Linked DNA regions of Mus musculus: regions 1 and 2 are each linked to region 3. A link is a loop called in an ENCODE intact Hi-C map of the cell type or tissue named here. Cell type or tissue: heart. All regions are shown on one strand. Links, peaks and the distances in the headings refer to the core of each region. The heading gives the core; the rest is flanking DNA.

Evidence for each region. A loop is a pair of places that touch in the nucleus more often than their neighbours do. Peaks named below come from ENCODE experiments on the same cell type or tissue, not always from the same donor. Only the 100,000 strongest peaks of a DNase experiment are listed, where the experiment ranks them.
Region 1: it touches region 3 in a loop (3-fold over the local background); 2 of 42 quality-filtered maps call a loop at or near these places.
Region 2: a loop joins it to region 3, with 2.0 times the contacts of the local background. A loop is called at or near these places in 2 of 42 quality-filtered maps.

What each region holds. Positions count from the first base shown.
Region 1 is chr2:90,742,667-90,748,044 of GRCm38, reverse strand. Fnbp4 (formin binding protein 4) reads right to left here and starts at 2,487. Exons shown (of 17, transcript NM_018828.3): 1 at 2,219-2,487; 2 at 1,257-1,349. The coding sequence starts at 2,447. It also overlaps the pseudogene Rpl30-ps3. In heart, for the core only: CTCF peaks have their summits at 2,277 and 2,481; a DNase peak (open chromatin) is centred at 2,654; H3K4me3 peaks cover 2,961 bases; H3K27ac peaks cover 2,637 bases.
Region 2 is chr2:90,901,738-90,907,115 of GRCm38, reverse strand. Ndufs3 (NADH:ubiquinone oxidoreductase core subunit S3) reads left to right here and starts at 2,395. Exons shown (of 7, transcript NM_026688.3): 1 at 2,395-2,532; 2 at 2,628-2,693; 3 at 4,172-4,269; 4 at 4,604-4,753. The coding sequence starts at 2,469. Kbtbd4 (kelch repeat and BTB (POZ) domain containing 4) reads right to left here and starts at 2,376. Exons shown (of 4, transcript NM_025991.4): 1 at 2,207-2,376; 2 at 833-1,450. The coding sequence starts at 1,421. In heart, for the core only: no CTCF peak of the experiment used is centred there; a DNase peak (open chromatin) is centred at 2,375; H3K4me3 peaks cover 3,151 bases; H3K27ac peaks cover 2,429 bases.
Region 3 is chr2:90,843,736-90,849,113 of GRCm38, reverse strand. It overlaps Mtch2 (mitochondrial carrier 2), which reads right to left and starts at 1,959. Exons shown (of 13, transcript NM_019758.3): 1 at 1,729-1,959. The coding sequence starts at 1,815. In heart, for the core only: a CTCF peak has its summit at 2,405; a DNase peak (open chromatin) is centred at 2,033; H3K4me3 peaks cover 2,401 bases; H3K27ac peaks cover 2,065 bases.

The DNA of each region.
Region 1 (5,378 bases), core at 187-5,186, 100 kb after region 3:
TCGCCCTCCCGCCCCCCCCCCCCCCCCGCCATCTTGGCGGCTGGTGTTGGTTGGGGGTTGTCCCGCACGTAAGGCAGGAAGATGGTGGCTGCAAAGAAGATGAAAAAGTCTCTGGAGTCGATCAACTCTAGGCTCCAACTTGTTATGAAAAGTGGGAAGTATGTGCTGGGCTACAGACAGACTCTGAAGATGATCAAACAAGGCAAAGCCAAGTTGGTTATCCTTGCCAACAACTGTCCAGCTTTGAGGAAATCTGAAATAGAGTACTATGCCATGTTGGCTAAAACTGGGGTCCATCACTACAGTGGCAATAATATTGAACTGGGCATAGCGCGGGGAAAATACTACAGAGTATGCACACTGGCTATCATTGACCCAGGTGATTCTGATATTATTAGAAGCATGCCAGAACAGACTGGTGAGAAGTAAACAAGAAAGTTTTCCTTTAATAAAACTTTGCCAGAGCTCCTTTTGAAAAAACAACAAACAAACAAACAAACAAACAAACAAAACACAAAAGGACCAAAAAGCCGGCAGGGAGATGACTCCCTTTGTAAAATGCTTAAGGACTTGCATTCGGAGCCCTCATAGCCATGTTTTGGCAGAGTATGAAGCACACTCATCTGTAACCAGCGCTGGGGGTGAAGTGGAGTGGTCAAGACAAGTGGACTGGAGGAGAAGAGGTGTCTGTGCAGTCCATCTACCTGAACAGTTAAAAGTTCGGGTTCACACCGGGCGTGGTGGCCCACGCCTTTAATCCCAGCACTTGGGAGGCAGAGGCAAGCGAATTTCTGAGTTCAAGGCCGGCCTGGTCTACAAAGTTCCAGGACAGTCAGGGATATACACAGAAACCCTGTCTCGAACTGCCCCCCCCCCCCAAAAAAAGTTTGGGTTCACTTGAGACACTCTCAAAAAATAGATAAACAAGTTATGTGGCCCAGCCTTAGAAGCACGAATGTGTGTCTGCAGCCATAAATAAACTTTCATGTTACTTAAAAGTTTATACACAGCAAGCCCTCAGGAAAGATTTATTTATTTTTTGTTAATCCATTTTTGTAAGCCAAGAGTGGAACCCAGAGTTTTGCATCTCACCACTGATATGCAACCCCAATCCTAGAAAAGCTTCAACGACTTTTTATGAGAAATAATAAATTAGCAACATTTAACCATCCAACAACCCAGCTGCACACTTTTATCTTTCAACTTAATAAAAGATATTTTAAGGGAAAGGCAAAAACAACAACAAAAATCTCTACCTGTTGCCTTGACGGCTGTCGGTCTGGTGGTCATGACTGGTGTTGGAGGGTTCTGAACAACGTTGGGGACCTCCACCACCACTTCTTGTTCATCTGTATTTGGAATGCACAAAAGGAAGCTGCAGTCAGTCAGTGGGCCAGGGTCCAAAGCTTGACCTTCAGCCTGAATCAACTTATAAAACCAGCGTGTATCACTGATGCAAACTAAGAAGACAAAAAACAAGCTGATCTACCCTTCCATTCATTTAGTGGTAGCGACAGTAAGAACGTGAACACTATGAAAATGGCACCTGCAATACTTAACAATTAACATGCATAAATACTTCTGCACGTTTCCACACGTTATGTACATCCTATTAATCTGATTCTTAATGTTTGATACAGTATAGCTTCTCCGGCATCTACTCCATGCAATTGTTACCCTAAACCCAAACACAATTCCAGAAAAGCCCACACACAGGTTTTGTCACTTTCCCTTAAGTCTGGGGTTACCGATGCTTTGTCTAGCATAAGAAAAAAATATGGGTTTGTTCACTTCTAAAGAGTGGTGTCTCCATTTCAACAAAAACGAAACCAAGCGTGACAAGTAGAGAAGGCCAGGTTCAACCGCCTCAAGGCTCGCACGTGGAAATTGCCCTCCACCTTCTGCGTTATTAAGATCGAAGGGAGTCATCTAGGAGACATTTGGGGTCCCAAGCCTCGGTGGACGGCACAGGTTCCGGGGAGAAACCCCTGCACCGCAAAGGCGCCTCAGATGAGTCCGGGCCCGGCCTTCCGCCTCCCAGAGTCCCCGACCGCCGTCCCGCGGGCCCCAGATCGCTGGCAGCCGAGGTGTACCTCGCCCGCCAGGGTTTCTCTTCTTCACCGGGTCCGAAGAGACACCCGGGAACCTAGGCCGCAAGCCCCGTGCTCGAGTTTCAGACGTCCCAAATAAAAGCAGGGCTCCTCTCGCGCGCCCTTACCTTCTGAAGGCGAGTCCTCTGGGGCAGCGGAGGCAGGCACCGCGGGCGACGTCGCGGCCGCCGCCGTCGCTGCTGCCGGCGCTGACTGGCTTGTCGCCGCCGCAGTCGAATCTGCCTCGGGATCCGGATCGGGGTCGGGATCCCGGCCCGGGGTGCTGCTCCGAGGACCCGGTGGAGAGAGCTGCAGGATAGGCCTGCGGCCGGGTACCGCCCGGGACTTCTTCCCCATCATGAGCCGGAGCGCGAGCAGCGAACGACGGCAGATTAGTGGGGCGGGCGCACAGCGCCCCGGTGCGTAATCAATATTCATGAACCGTGGCACCGCCTCCCGAGGAGATCCGCTTTTAACCGGCGCGGTGCACTTGCGCATGCGGCCTGCGCCCCGGTGCTTTTACGCACGTTCCGCTCCATCCATGGTGGGTGGGCTTTGTTCAGGGAAAAGGCGATTGGCTGTTTTGACTTGAGACGGACTCGGTAGCCAATAGCAAAGGGAAAAGACAGGACTTCGCGCCAATAGTGCGGAAGGGCCCGCGGTGTGTGCGACTTCCTTAGACTGGGGTTGCACCATGCGCTGTTAGCCAAGTCTTTTCTTTAGGGCTTTGTCCGCCATCTTGTAGCTATTTTCAGCTGCTTATTGCTGTTTGTCTTTGAGGAAGATAAAGATACATTGCACCCTTCTGCAAGTTCTCTTGGTTATTGTAGCTTCTTTGGGGTATAGTATTAAACAATGATGATGCTGGGTGTTTATACATCGGTAGGCTTTTTCTGTTTTGTTTTGGTTTTGTTTTTGATTTTCGAGACAGGGTTTCTCTGTGTAGCCCTGGTTGTCCTGGAACTCACTTTGTAGACCAGGCTGGCCTGGAACTCAGAAATCCGCCTGCCTCTGCTTCCCAAGTGATGGGTTTACGGTAGGCTCTCTCCCCACTTTCTTGCTCCAGCCCCGCTCGCCCCAACCCAAAGGTTTATTTATTTATTAAATGTAAGTAAACTGTAGCTGTGATACACAAGAGGGTATCAGATCTCATTACAGATGGTTGTGAGCCACCATGTAGTTGCTCGGATTTGAACTCAGGACCTTTGGAAGAGCAGTCAGTGCTCTTAACCGCTGAGCCATTTCTCCAGCCCCAGTAGGCTCTTTAAAACGAAATACGACGTGATTAGTAGGGAAAATGACTGGACCTTGGAAACAGTCAAACTGTTCATATGGGATACCGAAGCCTTACCTCATCCTACTTCTGTAAACACTACTTTTTTGCCCTACCTCCAACTCCTCCACCTTGAGGCTGAGCTCTTTACATTTTGAGTCTTCCTTGTTCCCCATTCCTAGAGTCAGGTGACATCCTGAGTCATTAATGTTCTCCCCAGAGATAGTTACCACGCAAGATAATGCTGATTTTCTCCAGGACCCACTCCTTCCACCCATCCCTGATTGCTTCTAGACTAATGACAGCAGGCCAGAAGATGAGAAATAATGCCTAAAGATGGTGCACTGTACTCCTGGAGAGCTACTGAAGTGTTCTAATAACACTGGAAGTAGTTGTCATGGTTCATGTCTATAATTTCAGTGGAGACAGAGGTAGGAAGATTTCAAGTGAGTCTAGCCAGGTATGCATATTACCAGAGCTTACAAAGTGAGATCTTGTCTCAAAGATAACAATAATAACAATAAATTAATAAAATAATAATAATACAAGGAGAAATCTGGGGAAGATGTATGAGAATGGATGTTAAAGAGGGAGTATAAGAGGCAGGAGGATTTCTGAGTTCGAGGCCAACCTGGTCTATAGAGTGAGTTCTAGGACAGTCAGGGCTACACAGAGAAACCCTGTCTCGAAAAACCAAAAAAACAAAAAACAAAAAAGAAACCCTGTCTCAAAAAACAAACAACAAGCCAGGCAGTGGTGGCACATGCCTTTATTCCCAGCACTTGGGAGGCAGAGGCAGGCGGATTTCTGAGTTCCAGGACAGCCTGGTCTACAAAGTGAATTCCAGGACAGCCAGGGCTATACAGAGAAACCCTGTCTCGAGGAGAAAAAAAAAAAAAAGAGCAAGAATAATAGGCCAGGCAAGTGGATCTCCGAGTTCCACTAGAGTTAGGGCTACATAGTGAGACCCAGTCTCAAAACAAAAATATCTGGGGTTAGAGAGATTGCTCTGAGGACCTTCAGTTCCCAGTACCCACATGGTGATTCACAACTGTAACTCCTGTGCCAGGAGATCTGTAGCCCTGTTCGGGCCTCTGGCACCAACTATGCTTATGGTGTACATACATATGTGCATTTGAAAGATGTACACACAAAATAAAAATAAGTAAAACCTATGTACACTGGGAGAGTTGAGAAACCATACCGTCATCAGAATTTTGCAAAATACACTAGATTTTCAAAACCCCGGCATCACTGAAGAGCTCCTTCTTTGTAGGCCAGACATCACAGGAGAGATACAGCAGCTTACTTGGAAAGCTAAAAAAGAAAAAAATGGATCCTGGGATGGCAGGGGCTAAATGGGCATGGATACAGATTTTGTAGTAGCACAGAATACACTCAGTAGACTGAGTCCGGGAGGCTTATGGCATTCACCATAGATCTACATGAATCATGGTATTCCCGCAGGTGTAATAGGAAGCCTACAAAATTTTTGATCTGTATAAGTAGATGTTTTCAGGTCAATAAAAGTAACTTGAGTCATGTGAACAGAGAATCGTGGCCCCTCCATCAATACTTAGACCTTTGTCCTTTCTGAAGATGGCCTTTGATTCAACTTCCCATCCATTCCTCTCATCTTAAGTCCATCCTTTAGTTGCAATAACTACTGTATCACATGACAAAATCGTTCCCCCAGGGCCCAGTACAGACAAGACCTTCCTGAGCATCCTTGCTCTTCACTGTCAAGCCCTCTTGGTACTTGACAGTGGTATGGACACCCAGCTCCCTCTCTAAGTGCAAGAAATAACTGGTAGAATATTTTTTTTTATAGACACAGAGGTTGGTTGCACACTAACCAAGCACACTAAAAATATCTAATATTTGTTATTTGCTGTGTTGCTATGTATTAATGACTAATAACTTTAAATGCAGGTTTGTATCTGATTCTCATAACCTTACAGGGTAAATAGCTCAATTTTGGGTTCACCTGCTAATGGTTGTTAAGTGAAAAATCC
Region 2 (5,378 bases), core at 287-5,286, 58 kb before region 3:
AAAAGGACTTGAACCATTTTATTAGACCACCATTATATGTATCTTTATGCACACATAAATATGACGTTAACTTGAAATTGCCCCAGCACTACCATTTTGCAGTGCTGGGACCAAACCCAGAAACTCATATACACCATAGAAACACTACATCACTGAGTCATACTACTAGCCCTGCCTTGCTTTTTAAAAGCAGAGTGGATTGCACAATATGCCATCGTAGTCACCTTTCAGGCTATAGAGTACACATCTAAAGTATAGTTCCACTTCACTGGTTACCTATGGCTATTACCCAAATGTTTCCTATTTTAGATTTTTTTTTTTGGTTTGGTTTGGGTTTTTTTTTTTTTTTTTTTTTTGAGACAGGGTTTTCTGTGTATCTCTGGCTGTCCTAGAACTCATTCTGTAGACCTGGCTGTCCTAGAACTCACAAGAGATCTGCTTGCTTCTGCCTCTGTCTCCCACATGCTGGGATTGAAGGCATGGGCCACCATCCCTAGCTATTTTAGATATACTGATTCATCTTCATCAATTCATTTAAGTCCTGCATACCATCAAGATACAGGGCAGATGAAAACATCAGGCACTTCTTATTTCCTTTTGTGGAAAAGTGATGCAGCTTTTTATTCTTTAGTTACTGTACTGTACTGTCTGACAGTAGCTATGCTGACTCTCAACACCGAACATCAACCTCAATCTAAAATCTACCAGAAAGGGAATTATAATATAAACTAACAACAGTTAGTCACATAAAGTTGGGGTTCTCCTGAGCCAGACCATCTGCTGAACATGACTCTTGCCCAGTTAGGTGTGGTAAGCCCTTTCGTGAGCTTACCTGAGATGATATCAGTGAGTAGATGGTGGGGCAAGTGGAGGAACTCCTCTGTGCTCTGCAGCTGGGCCAGGTGGGTCTTGGCACAGTGCTTGGCAGCAGTGTAGAGCTCGGGGTCACTGTGTCTATCTGCAAGCCACATCACCTGCAGGCAGTTGCCCACCTGTACCGTGCGTGCCAGAAACCGAGAACACTCCTCAAAGAGAGATGTCAGCTGATACATGTCTGACACCTCGTAAATTTCCTGCAGCTCATCAGCTCGAAGTTTCACAGTCCCATGGTATATATAGTCAACTAGGAGCTGGAAAACAGACTCGCTGACATCCTGCAGCACAATCACCCGGTTGTGAGCCTCCTTCAGGTTGGATGTGAACATGGATCGGAAGAAGCAGCTCTGAGCTGACAGGACCAGCCGGTGCAGCTGAAACTCTCGGCCTTCCACTGAAATGGTGACATCAGCAAAGAGCTCCTCCTCTAAACACAGTTTCATGATGCCCTGAGCCACTCGGCCTGAGTGAGACCGGTCTTTGAAAGTATAGTTCACAAAGTAGTTTTCATCCATGGATGCTCCAGGCTCCTCTGGTGACTCCATGGTAGCCAACTTCTCTCTTTGCCAACTATCTGCAAAGCAATATCACCCTAAGTATTTGGGTAATTCACAGACACAGTCCATGAATCCAACTGTCCAAGTCAAGACAGGGAGAAGGGAGACACTGGAGCAAAGTGGGTCCAGAATGGCCTTATTCCTGGTCTTGCCAATGTGGCCTATGCCATTCCTCCAGTTTTCCTGCAGTGGGGCCTCTCCTCCAATGAATTCAATTAAAAGTTCCAACTCTGTTGTTTTTCCTTGAGGTAAAATTGGATATTCCTGATCGTGATGTAACAAAAGACTTGGGACTTAGGTTAGCTCATGAAAAAGACGAAGGAGGAAGCCTATGATCTTAAAACCAAATAATTTGGATATACAACTAATGAGACTCTGGAGAAGCATAATTAGGCCAAACTAAGACATCCAGGTATTGTTGTTACATTCCCTCTTTGCCTGGACATAAGAGTGCAGACCCCCCAATACTGAGGCTTGGGCCTGGACTTCCACTTTTACTCTTTTCTAAGCTGCTGTTTCTTACTTACCTCTCGCTCCAGTGAGTTCTTAAAGAAGCCCTTGAGAGCCCAGCCGTCCCCGGCCGGGGGCACAAGGAAGTCCATAACCCTGTGCAATCTGACCGTGCCACCTGGAGTCGCCTAGGAAACGGTCTCCAAGGAAACCGTCCATCGTCTCCCCCCCCCACCCCGCCCCCCATTAAAAAAGCTTAGCTCAAGAGCCGGCGCGGTGTAGAACTTAGAACCCAGAACGCCCACCCTTTCCCTTTCTCTCACCGGTGCGGTTCGTTGCGTCTTCTTCTCTTCGGCCTCCGCTGTACCGAGATAGGGCTACGTACACCTCACGGTTTCCCCACCTGCGGGTCTTTCTTACCTGCGATACCTCCTTTCATGCCAGGGCTCAGATCCGGAACCTCTGCTTCCCGCCCCGCGTCCGCCCGGAAGAAGAGTCACTGCACATTTCCACTTCCGGTCCGTGCCCTTGGGGCTCCGTGGCCTGCGTGTGTTCTCCGGCTACTTAGTCGGCACACTAAGGAACATGGCGGCGGCTGCAGCCAGGGTCTGGTGTCGTGGGCTCTTGGGGGCCGCTTCCGTAGGCAGGGGTGAGCAAGGAACAGCAGCAGGTTGAGACCACGGGCAGCACGGAGACCTCCCCGAGTCTCACCCGCGCCTTTGTGCCTTTTCTCTCCCTGTGCAGGGGCTGGGCGACCCTCCGTGCTGTGGCAGCACGTAAGAAGGGAGAGCGCGGCGGCTGACAAGCGCCGTGAGTATGTGCGGATGGCGCTTTTTCCCCCAACGTTAGCTGGGGCCTTTCGTTGTTTCTGTCAGATGTTTGTCCTTGCCTTGGAATGTCCTTCCCTCCTGGCAAATCTCTGCTTGTCCTTGGAGATTGCTATGGTCTCCACTTTGCTGTTAGAATCGAGCACTTCCTGTGCCCTAGATATTTGTTCCCTTCTGATCTTGATCGCCTTTTGCTCGTTATCAGGATTTGATTTTTTTTTTTGTCCTCCGATGAAATTGTCTTTGAGCGCAGGTAACAAAAACTTTTGAGACTCAAAGTCCAAAATAATTGTAGCTCACATCAATTTAGTATTTACTAGGCACCTTGGACTTCATAAGAGCCTGATGAGACGCATAACGTTTTACTGTCCATATAGATGTAGATCATGAAGCGGTCCAGATAATTAAATTATTCAGTCACAGTTCCAGTGAACGACAAAGCAGGTCTGTTTCCAAGTGCAGAAAATACTTAATCCTTGATTCTGTGATGTGTGGGTGCTCAAGTACTTGAATGACCCTGTGGTGATTTTATGTTCAGTCAACAGAATCACACTGGGAAATAGAAAGCTTCTTTTCATTCCAGGACATCTATTACACAAAGTGACAGGGGATAGAGTATGGGCAATGAGGTAATCTTTCAGGGTCCTTCAGCCCTGAAGTTCTCTGATTAAGAACTTGGTATAAACAAGTACCAAGAAGGGAAAGAGAAACAGAAGTCTGGTTTCCATCCTTAAAGAGCTCTGAGTCTGAGAGAGGAGCTGCCACTGTTGCATTGTTACCATGAGTACAGGAAGTGAGGAACAGCTGTGGAACAGTGGAGAAAAGAAGCAAAGATTGCCCAACACAGTAACAAGAGTGTATGGACCGAGAAAGAGAAATGGTGTTGCACTCTGAGTTTTTTCTTTTTCTTTTTTTTTAAAGATATTTTTATTTTTTTATGTATGTGAATATACTGCAGCTGTCTTCAGACACAGCAGAGTAGAGAATCGGGTCCCATGTGGTTGCTAGGAATCGAACTCAGGACCTCTGGAAGAGCAGTTAGTGCTCTTAACCACTGAGCCATCTCTCCACTCCCTTCTCCCTGAGTTTTAAACACTTCCTAATTCCTGGAAGGTACTTTACACCTATGCCTCTTAAGATCCTTCAGGGAGGGCTTGGAGAGGTGGCCCAGTGTTTAAGAGCACTGGCTATTCATCCCAGATACAATTCCCAACATGGACATGTCAGTTCAGAACCATCTGTAACTCCAGTCTCAGGGAATCTAACATTCTTTTGGCTTCTGTGAGCATCAGGCATTCATGTGTGCATAGACATATATGCAGGCAAAACACCAAAATAAATAGTAAAAGTAAACTTTTTCTTTTTTAATGAAAATTCTTCAGAAAGACCTGAGAGGTTAGTTAGTTTGTTTGTGTGTGTGTGTGTTTGCTACCTTCTCCCTTCATGCTTTTTCCTTTCCAGCCACTGTCAGACCCCGGAGTGATGTGACCCACAAGCAGCTCTCAGCATTTGGAGAGTATGTGGCTGAAATCTTACCCAAGTATGTCCAACAAGTTCAGGTAATATTCGTTGTCCTTGGGTCTGGGCCAGGAATTCACCATGGCACCTTAAGTCAGTAGTTCTCAACCTGTGGGTCGTGACCCTTCTGGGGTTGCTTATGACCATCAGAAAACACATATGTTTAGGTTATGATTCATAACTGGCAAAATTATAATCATGAAGTAGCAATAAAAATAATGTGGCTGGGGGTCACCACCACCTGAGGAAGTGTGTATTACAGGGTCACCGCATTAGAAAGGCTACAAACCACTGACTTAAGCCAAGTGATCCCTGCAGTGTGCTACGCCCTTAGTAGCTATGTCTTCTCTCCACACCACCTTTCCGTGTCTGCAGGTGTCCTGCCTTGATGAGTTAGAAATCTGTATCCATCCCGATGGAGTCATCCCAACGCTGACTTTTCTCAGGGATCACACCAATGCACAATTCAAATCCTTGGCTGACTTGACGGCAGTGGATGTCCCAACTCGGCAGAACCGTTTTGAGGTCAGTTAACTGTGAGATTTGGTAGAGTACTTGCCCTCCACTCACAATGCTCTAGGTTGATCCCCAGCACTGCATAAAGCTAGGTGGACTGGTACACTTCTAATCCTTGGTACACCCGAGTCTAGCTCTGTGGAAGTGACGGCAGGGGGGCCACAAGTTCAAGGTCATCTACAGTCACACAGAGCATTCAAGGAAAACTGGCAATATGAGATGAGATGCTAGCTTATAAAAAGATTGGTGGCATTTTAGGACTAAAGGTGAGAAAGGGCATAGAAGACTTCCTGAGTGACAGCTACTATGGAAACCAGAGCCTTCGTAGTTGCAGCTTCGGTTCAGGTCACACAGAGCATAACAGGATTTTTGCCCAGTTTTGTTTGTTGGCTTCCTTCTTTCCTTTTTCCTTCTTTTTTTTTTTTTTTTTTTTTCTTGTTTTGAGACAGGATCTCACTGTGTTGGCCTGGAACTACTTAGCTTGCAGAATGAGTTAGAACTGTAGGTCCATGTTACAATGTTTTGCTCTGCTTGGTTTTTCTGAAAGTAAATTTGTGCTGGGTGTAGTGGCACATGCACACAGCACTTGGGAGACAGAGGCAGGCAGCTCCCTCTGAGTTTGAAGCCAGCTTAT
Region 3 (5,378 bases), core at 116-5,115:
CTGGGTTCAATAAACTCCAACTTTCCCTTTGAGTTGAGTCTATAGAGTAAACCATGTGACTAGATTATTAAACTGAAAACAGAACAAGGAAACAAACCATTGTGTCAGGAAAGCCTAGTTTACCGATAAAGCTGACATATTTTTTACAATATTTTTCATATTTGAACAAAATAAAATATTCACTGAGCCATCGTCAAATGCCTACCTACATGGATAACTAGACAACAAAGGCAAATGCATACAGCTGGGTAATTCACTTACAAAAATAATTACAACTTAGGTCCACGTTAAATGTACAGACTCATTAGCAATATACAGAGCCATAAAAATTAATGATTGCCATTTTATTTGTACAATATATTCAGTGATTATAGTGCCAAAGGGATACTTGAGATTAAAAAAAAAAATACAGGGCAGTTTGGGCTCTACTGTTGCAATTCTTCCTTCTGAGTTAAAACCCCCTCTCTGAACTCACTGAAAGTGCAGCTTTAAAGTAGTATTTGGGAATTTCATCAACCTCCTGAGATACTTGGCAACGCACGAGGTATTGTGAAATCAGAATTTAGGATATTGGATTGTTGAGGCAAAAACACTGAATGTCACTAAAATCACTGTTCTTTGAGAACTATTGAGTAGTGAGTTCATACGTGTACTGCGAAATACTGTCAATTCTGTTCTAGACACAGATTTCACTCTGCGCTTCAACATCTACACTTATATTAGTCAACTTAGCAACAATTTGTATGAAGAACAATTTAAAAATGAAGTCCATTCTAGAGTCTTGCTTTTTTTTTTTTCTCTTTTCAGAATGGTAAACATTGAGGACAGGGATTCTAAAGCCTGCTTCCTTCCAGGACACACAATGCATGAGGTATGGCAATCCTCAATAAATGCTTAAAAATGGCCCTGATCAGCACAGGGAAAGTTAGAAGAGCAATTGAAAATACTATCACCAGCTAAAAGTAGGCCTCCTTACCCATGAATATAAATGACCACTTTAGAAATATTTTATAGCAGATTGGCAAGGGAGGCAAGAGAGACATCCGGGGTTTGATGTTACATTTAAACTCGCTAAAGTGTTTAAACAGAACTGATTTCCAGCTCTAACCAACGTGATTTTCATTGTCATGAACCACATGGGTTACTGTGAAAGCGCTCAATGGATCCTCAGGAAATCTGATTTCATTATCACTTCTCAATGCGCTCCTTGTGTATATCCGGGTATCTGGTGTTAAAATCTCTGAACGGGAATAGAAGTAGAAACAGCAAATAGAAAAACCGAGTAAGAACAATAAGATGTTGGCTTTCCTAGAATTTTAAATTTGCCCATAGATGAGTTATTTCACGTCTCGAGTTTGAGATATTTCGCTGAGGAGGAGTGAACGAGGTGAGGTGAACGCCAGTATCAGAGGGGCGACAAGAAAAGGGTTGGGAAGCCCTCGGTGGCAACCGGCCAGGATCAGGGAAAGGAAAAACAAAGTTGAGAAGAGTCACCGGCCAGGGAAGGCAAGGGTGGCAGTTGGCTGCAGAAAGGGAGCCGGCCTGCCCGGGGCGAGCCTCGGGATGTCTCCGAGAGGGGCGCGAGGCCGTGGAAGTTGTTCCTGAGGGGAGAGAAGGGCAGCATCTCGAGAGGGTGAAGGCCTGGGACGCAGAGCCAACCCAAAGGCGCAGAGGGCGGTGGCGACCTGACAGGACGCGGGCGGGGAAGGAAAGGGCGACGACTCATACCTGGATGAGCACTTTCACGTACATGAGCGGCTGGGACAGGATGGTGAGACCGGAGCCCAGGAGCACCTGACTGGCCGCGTCCGCCATGATGGCACCCGCGGACGGACGGACAGACGGAGTCACCAAGCGACACAGCCGGTTCCAGATCACGTGTCGGGGGCGCCGGCTTCACTGGCCCGCCCGCGGCGCGCCGCCCGCTTAGGCTCCGCCCACCGGCCCGCCCAAAGAAACGGCAGGCGCTCGCGAGGGGCCGCCTGGGGCGGGGCTTGTGGGAGGGACGCGCATGCGTCTGGGCGTGGGCTCCTCGCGCCTCTAGGAAAGGCGATTTCTCTTGCGCCTGCGCAAGCCGGAAGTGTCCGGAAGGAGTAGGGAGGGAATGGTAATGATGGGGTGGTGGTGGGGTGACCCTGACGGCAAAGGCAAGGTCAGCGGACTAACAACTGGAAGAACTGAGTTATACTCCTATCCTCTTTCAGGCTTTGACGACGTAAAGTTTGATGGTTGTTTTCCGTTAGAGTTGTCATGTCTAATGAACAACAGATCCTGTCTGGCTTAACAGTGAATTCTGCAGGTCCCTGATTTTGCGTTTACCATTAGCTCAGTGGTAGAGCACTTCCCGACATCCTTGCTTTCAGTCCTCAGTACTGGAAAGAAAAAGCAACTACAACAAAATGTGCCCCCTCGGGGTCAGATGTGGCGGCACAGACCCTTAATCCAGCACTTGGGAGGCAGAGGAATGTGGATATGTGAGTTCAAGGCTAATCTGGTTTACAAACTGGATACCCGGTAAACCAGGGTTACATGGTGACATACTGACCAAAAAAAAAAATTTTTTTTTCATGTCTTCTCTGACTACTCGAAATCCATTTTATCCGTATTTCCTACCCGTTGCCTTGTGACACCTGTCACTGGGAAATTGTCTTTGACAGTTGAGAGTGTCAACTCTGGGTTCAGGAACCGAGATGGCCTTTGTACACTATTTTCCCCCAGTGCCTGGCATGTACCAGTGCTCAAGATTTATTAAAGCTCAGTGCCAATCGGGCTACCCAGGCTGTTAGAGGCAAAATGAAGAAAAGGCATTGCTCCAGCTCTGGCCCCTTTGTTCTGTAGCAGACACCACTTAGTGCAAGCACTTAGTGTGTACTGCTGAGAATGAACAAGGAACCGAGTTTGGAATCTGGCTTTCCTTTTGGATCCATGTGTCACTTTCCTTTTTAAATTTTTTAGTGTTTGTATCTAAATATAAGGACAATGCAACTAACTCAGTGTATTTTTATGAACATTAAGTGAAACTGTATATATGGAGTTTTTGAGAAATTGGCTGAAATACAGAAGTTAGTCCTAATATGGCCTTCTATTCAGCCCAGAACTAGCTGATATTGGGAGGCAGTTTGTAGGTCAGGCACACGGGCTTTGAAGTCCAATGGGCCTCATCCAAAGTCTACCTCTGCCAGTTACAGTGTGACCTTATATAGGTCATCCCAACTCTTCAAAACTTTTAAGCAAATAAGTATAATAATATCCACTTCAAAACATTATCTCAAAGCAATATGGACCTAGCCTGGCATACACAACAAAAATGCAATAGTAAATGGTAGCTTTTTATTCTAAAAAAATTACATGTTGCTCTTAATTAAACACAGTTCTCAACATGACTTAGAAACAGCAAGACCATTAAGAAGGGTATTTGTGCATGGGTGGTGAAGGAAAAAAAATTCTATTTGCCTGTGAGCAATGAGAGGCTCAGAATGTCGCGGGGCTGAAGGGTTGGGCACCTGAGGATGTCCCACCACATTCCTAATGGTTCATGGCAAAAGCTACCCATGACGTTATGGGACAGAGAACTGGAGTCGGAATTATAAGTAAAGGAAGAGCACAGTTCAAACGGGCCATTTGTAAAGATGTGATATGAATGACAATCCCTGATAAGAGTTCAGTGTGGTGACCCTAGAATGGGTTACTTAGTAACTTATATTCAAGCTAGGAGGATAAGAAAAGTCAAAGGTGGGGAGGGAGGGAGAGAGAACAGCACCTTGGCATAGGCCAGCTTTGGGAAAAGAAAAGAGGGGATGGTAAGTAATGTGAAAACTTCCCAGAGGCAGAAAACAGAGCCCAGAAAAGAGAGGGGCTTACCAGCTAAACCACTCCCAGGCTGGGATAGTCTTACCTGGAAGAGGTCCACGTTTCATTTCTCAGTTTTAAAAAAAGATACACTGTAGCTGTACAGATGTTTGTGAGCCTTCATGTGGTTGTTGGGCAGGGTTTCTCTGTATAGCCCTGGCTATCCTGGAACTCACTTTGTAGATCAGGCTGGCCTCGAAGCTCACTGGGTCACTCTTATAAATTTTAGACATGGCCCTGCAGTCCCTTTCTTCTTTATGGCTCTTTTCAATTTGCTATATTACTTTAAAACTGTTTTTCCTTATCCATCATTACAAGACACTGAGGTACAAGAGTGCAAGGTTTTTCTCATTTTCTTATTGACTAGTGCCTTGTGTGCTTCTTTCTTTGCCTCTTTCCCTCTATCCTCCTCCTCTATCCTCTTCCTCCCTTCCTTCCTTCCTTCCTTCCTTCCTTCCTTCCTTCCTTCCTTCCTTCCTTCCTTCCTTCCTTCCTCTCTCCCTCCCTCCCTCCTTCCCTTCCTTCCTTCCTTCCTTCCTTCCTTCCTTCCTTCCTTCCTTCCTTCCTTCCTTCCTTTTGTTTGTTGGTAACATGGTCTCCCTATGTAGCTATGGCTGGTCTAAACTTGCTAGATAGACCAAGCAACCTTGAAAATACAGAAATCTTCCTGGCTCAGCACCGCATTCAACTAGTGCTGATATCTTCCGGGGGTTGCAGTCGTTCTCATTGTCTAACAGTGCCAGGTACTCAGTATATATTTATTGGCATAGTGACTCCAGTGCATGTGTATCCACCTCCCTTCCATGCTGCTGGCACTGCTCCGAGTGCTCCTGTTAACTAGAAAAGGCCAATGCATCTCACAGAGCTCCTTCTTTGTGTTCTTTCTAAATTGTCTTAGCCTCTCTCTCCTAAAACACTCTGTTACACGCCCCCCTGCAAGTTTGTGAATTTTATTATATATTGGCTTAATTAGGACTCTCTCAGTGCAACCATCTAAACTGGTTAGGAGGAAGAAAATATATTGATTTATAGTAGTCTGGCCACAGGCTGCATCCAGGGTCTCACAAGTTGATATGTTGATGCCTGTACTTATAGGCTTCACTTTTAGATAGGATGTCACCTCAAGGAGTTCTGTTTTACCTCCCACCTTACAGGGTCACATTCTAGGACCAAAGGAGTCATTCTCAACCCAGAAGTTCTAACACACATCTTTGGGGGTTGTGATGAATTGTGCACATTGTTCAGAGCTACTGTTTGTGATTCAGGATGGGCTCTGCAAGTCAGTTTGAGCCTAGGCCCCATCTTTTCCCTCAAAGCTGGAACGAAATGCACAGCCTGCTGCAAAGCCTACTCAAACTGTCTGACTCAGAATAGCACAGTTGCCCCAAAGTAACATTGCAGTGCTAATATAAAAATAAAGGCATATGGCCCCAAGAGGTGGCACAAGCCTTTAATCCCAGCATTTGGAAGGCAGAGGCAGGTGGATATCTGTGAGTTTAAGGCCAGCCTGTTTGGCAGATTGAGACCAG